2 separate regions of the Homo sapiens genome follow, and region 1 is linked to region 2. Evidence: chromatin loops called from intact Hi-C (ENCODE). Cell type or tissue: GM12878. All regions are shown on one strand.

Region 1 (2,500 bases), 230 kb after region 2:
AGGTGCCCGGGTTATTCAGCGGGAAATGACATCCTGCTCAGGTACACAAATGTCATGCTCCCCAAGCCCTGACACAGGCAAACCGTCTCACAGCCTTCCTTCCCCAGGACTCCAGATTTTCCAACCGATGGTTCTCTTCTTGCCTTCAGACACAACCTGTCCCGTTTGGGAAGGCCAAGACAGGAGACCACAGTGGCAGGGAGCAAACAGGAAACATGAGAGTGGTATCACTGACCTAATCTTTTCCTTTGCAGAAACAATCTCAATTAAAATGCATCACTTCAGAAACCCTATGAAGGACCCGCTCTGTGAATTCTTTCGAAGGTCATCTTAATAATCCAAACCAGTTGCCCAACCAGGAAAGAATTATTCTCTAACATAATTGAAAACACCCACAGGCAGGTGCTTATTGCTTGTGAAAATGAAGACTCATGCATCATTGGAGCCTTAGTTCCAGAGAAGGTGGGATGTGCACGGATCTGTTCTTTTGACAAAGCAGCATGAGGAAAAAGACTCTGTGGCCATTGCCCCTAAAAATAAAGGTATCCTGCCAAGCTTCTCACTGGCATCCTCAGCTTCCCCTTTCTGAGGCTGAGATGAGGTTTCCTTGGCCTCCTCACCCCCACCACCATAGAGCAGAGAGGCCCAAAGTCTGTTCTCAAAATCACTCACATTCAAATGTGAGTAACTGACATCAGCCAAATTGGGAACCAGAGTCAAATCTGAAACTCAAAGGAAAAAGCTTCCAGATAAACTTCAGAGATCTTCACTGTGGGGAGATGGGGGGGACCAACTAGATGGAGTAGGGGATCTTTATGGCCACTGTTTCTCTGAAGGGACAGAAGGACCAGGCTCACTAGGTCTGGGTGGAAACCCTAGCTCTGAAAGTTCCTTCTTACATGGCTTTGAGATGATTACTCGGGGTGGTTCTGAGCTTACTTATTGCATCATAAAAAGGAGAGACCCATGCGGACTTCTCAGGGCGAGGATGAAGTGGGATGCTATTTGTGAAGGTGTTTGGCCCATCAAGGTGTCCATAGGACTAAAGACCCTACGCAGAAACACTCGTGGCCAGGACCGGGCTCCTCCAGGCTGTGGTCAGAGCGGGCCAGGTTCTAGTGGAAAACTCTGCCTCAGTCAAGGGCTGCTCAGGGGTTGGTGCTCTCAGTAGAAAGCCAGTCTCTGGTACGTGACTGGCACAACCTACAGGGGCTTCCAGAACCCGTCACAGCAGTGTGCCTGGCCTGCAGGGTACCTGAGCATTGCTCTCTTAACCTAGCATTTATTCATCAACCTCCTGGAGCTCCTCCTGGAGGCCTGGCTTCAGAATGAGTCATATTGCCCGACACCACACTCTTTTGTTTAGAATTGATACAGGACATGGGGTTCCTGTGAAATTAGCTTGAAATTAATTTAGCCACAATAGCTTATTGTTAGATTTAATTGTAAATGAAACAATTCACCAGGGACGTTTCACTTTGTAAACAAGCACCTCAGAGTCAGCAGGGAATTTGGGTATTTTTTTTCCTACTCTCTAGTCGCTGCATAGGTTTTTACAAAATTTGTGGCCAAGCATAAAAAGCATTTTGGACACGGCTTTGGAGGGACAGCCCACTGCCATTCGTCACCCTCTTAGGTGCCCTGGCACTGGGTAGGAGCAGTCTGCTTTCACGCAGCCTGCTGGGCACAGGAAGGTGCTCTTTGCTGCAGTCAATACATTGTCCAAAAATCACCCTGACTCCATTCCAGAATCCCCAGTGCTCCTGCAGAAGCATCAGTGCTGCTCATATTAAAGAGTCCAAAAAACAGGGTCTGGGCAGTCCAGGCTATGGTTTCCTTCAGAAGCCCTGAAGCCAGTGTTTCTTAGAACATGATGCCACACCACCGTTGGAACATACAGTTATTATCAACATATAGTTCTCATGTTAATGGTTACATGTTCATTTTAAGATGTATTAAAACAAAAATCATTCCTCAAAACTGTGATTTCATGGCAATACACATAAGTTTACATTAAAAGGCAGGTCAGCCAGGGACAGTGGCTCATGCCTGTAATCCCAGCACTTCGGGAGACTGAAGTAGGCAATTGCTTGAGCCCAGGAATTTGAGATCAGCCTGGTCAACACGGCAAAACCCTGTCTTTACAAAAAATACAAAAATTAGCTGTGCATGGTAGTGCATGCCTCCCAGCTACTTGGGAAGCTGAGGCAGGAGAATCATCTGAGTCTGGGAAGTGGAAACTGCAGTGAACTGTGATTGTGTCACTGCACGCCAGCCTGGGTGACAGAGGACACCCTGTCTCAAAAAGGAAAAAAAAAAAAAAAAAAAAGGTAGGTCAATATGAAGAAGAGTAATTTAAAATTAAAAAAAATTAAAAAGTAAATTATATGCAACTTAAAACCAGGAGATATCATCTTACACCAGTCAGAATGGCTGTAAAAAGACAAAAAAACACAGATGTTGGTGAGGACGCAGAAAAAAGGGAATGTGTATGTACCAT
Region 2 (2,500 bases):
TGCTTTTGATGTAATAGCTATGAATTCATTGCCAAATCTAAGATTATGGAGATTTACTCCTATGTTTTCTTCTATGAAGTGTGGTTTTAGCTCTTAAATTTAAGTTGTTGATCCATTTTGAGTTAATTTTTGTATATGGTATGAGATAGTGGTCCAAATTCATTCTGCTTTCTTCTGCTTTTTATAGCTTGTATAACAACCCAAATGCATTTAATCTGTGACTTCTTTGAAATGTGTTGTTAGAAGCCAGGATGGAGCAGGTTTTGCCAAACCCTGAGTCCTAGTGGCTTGTAACAGCACACATATTTCTTGTCTACACTGTACTAGTCTCTCAGAGCCTGGAGCCTCTGCCCAGGAATGAAGCTGACAAAACGTCCACCGTCTGGTGGTCACTGTGGAAGGGGTGAGGTCTTTTGCACTCAATCTTGTCAAGGCTTCCTCTTTGGCTTAATTTCACTGACCAAGCTAGTCACTTAGCCATGGCCAGCTTGATGAAAGATGTGCAGTCCTAGCAGGTGTTCGGAAAGAGAAGGAAAGAAAGTAGGTAATGCACAGTGCCCACCAGAAAATACTATTGAACATGGTGGTGTTTGCAAAATATTTGACGTATTTGTTCCAAGTTAAAAAATTTTAAAACATTCCCATTTAAGTGGAGTCTAAAAGAATATGGTAAAGCATCATTGATTCAGAATTTGGGGTAAGTTTTATACTAACTGTGCTTGCTGAAGTTTACTTTTTCATTATTGTAAAGAAAAGTTGTTTAGCTAGATAATAATGTAAATGAGATTTAATGAAGAGAATCCTTGGCTTGATTTAGAGAAACAATTTCTAGGTAATTTAGTAGGAGGTATCTGAGTACATGTTATGTTTATCTGATAAACTTTTCTGTTTCAAATTGTGAAAAAAGAAGGTAATAATAGATTTGAGAAGCACTTTAAGACTATTGCTTTTATCAGGATTTTAAATTTAAAAACATTAAAAAACTTCATAGCTTGTAAATCCTATGGATTAGGATACACTAGTTTGTGTGGCTTCTGTAATCCAACATTAGAGCTTAGTTACCCACAAAGTAACAAAAATTCTGACATTAATTTCTAGTTGTCTAGTCTCTTATATGCTGTACCTAAATTATAGAAGTGTAAAAATTAAAACGTATAACATTTCTCAGCTACATTGCTAAAAATATGGCATTAGAAAACAGAGAGTGATATTATGGAACACCAGTAGGTGTCAGTCACAGCCTGTGCAAGGGCTGATTACTTGCCAGGAGTTTTGGGCATCTATTCCTAAGTGTGTGGTGTGTTTTTTTTTGTTTGTTTTTGTTTTTTGAGATGGAGTCTCACTCTGTCACCCAGGCTGGAGTGCAGTGGCGCGATCTTGGCTCACTGCAAGCTCTGCCTCCCGGGTTCAGGCCATTTTCCTGCCTCAGCCTCCTGAGTAGCTGGGACTACAGGCACTCACCACCACGCCCGGCTAATTTTTTGTATTTTTTAGTAGAGACAGGGTTTCACCGTGTTAGACAGGATGGTCTTGATCTGCTGACCTCGTGATCTGCCCGCCTCGGCCTCCCAAAGTGCTGAGATTACAGGCGTGAGCCACCGTGCCCGGCCGTGTCTGTGTGTTTTAAGGCGTTATTCTAATGAACTGCAATTTTCTCAAAGTGAATGTGCTTATTTTTAAATAAAAACACAATGTATCTACTTGTTAATAAAGACATAGAGATGCTCTATTGGCAACAGAAGCATTATTTCAGTGCTTAATTGTGTGTAGAGCTACACCTCAAAAGAACTAACTAGTTTGTCATGGAAAGATTAGAATGCTATTTGATGGAGCCAAGTAGACATCCAGAAAGAATGACCGTGGAGTGTGTGAATTAGCCAGATATAGTATTGGTATTAGCAGATGAAACTAGGTGAAGGTCTAACAGTCAAACAGCATTTCTTTTTGGACAAATCTTTCCTTTTTATAGGAACAGCTATAATTAAGGCCCTCCACCCACTGGTTCCCTAGTTTTTCTAGGATGCTTTGTATGTATGCCCATAAACGGAAGCGTATATTCTCAAGGGAGATACTGATAATAAAAACAAAACATTCCAGGGATTTAGACGGATCCACAAGGAACATCTGAGAAATGACTAGTTATGATGGATCTTGTTGCATATATCAGTATAGAAATATGGGGCAAAAAGAATCACAGCTTTCAGCATTTGAAAATGAAATACAAATGGTACTGTCAAGAGTGAGTATTCAAAAATGCTTCCTTGACTTCATAACAATATTCATATTCAATGATACTTGGTTATCACAAAAGGGAAGGATATGTATATATAAGCAGTTTGTGATACTGTTGCTAAGTATTTAAATACATCAGTATGCCAGTATGACATTAATAATGACATTTTCTGGTTTAAAATAAACCAGTGATTTTCCATTGTGTTCAGGATTTTTTAAAAGCTAGTCCTTAGTATAAAATATAAGCCTTTAGTGTTCTGTTCCTTGC

The links. Hi-C counts contacts between places; a loop is a spot of excess contacts. Peaks named below come from ENCODE experiments on the same cell type or tissue, not always from the same donor. Only the 100,000 strongest peaks of a DNase experiment are listed, where the experiment ranks them.
Region 1: a loop joins it to region 2, with 2.6 times the contacts of the local background. A loop is called at or near these places in 3 of 110 quality-filtered maps.

The regions. Positions count from the first base shown.
Region 1 is chr15:99,503,629-99,506,128 of GRCh38, forward strand. The region is part of intron 1 of LOC105371019 (a long non-coding RNA gene); the gene reads right to left. Among named protein-coding and RNA genes, the nearest start is that of MEF2A, 61 kb to the right of the region's middle. RefSeq lists an enhancer at 939-1,068. In GM12878, a CTCF peak has its summit at 1,312 (motif pointing left); a DNase peak (open chromatin) is centred at 656; H3K4me3 peaks cover 1,604 bases; H3K27ac peaks cover 2,103 bases.
Region 2 is chr15:99,271,927-99,274,426 of GRCh38, forward strand. All of the region lies in intron 2 of LRRC28 (leucine rich repeat containing 28), which reads left to right. Among named protein-coding and RNA genes, the nearest start is that of LRRC28, 22 kb to the left of the region's middle. In GM12878, a CTCF peak has its summit at 1,228 (motif pointing right); a DNase peak (open chromatin) is centred at 1,218.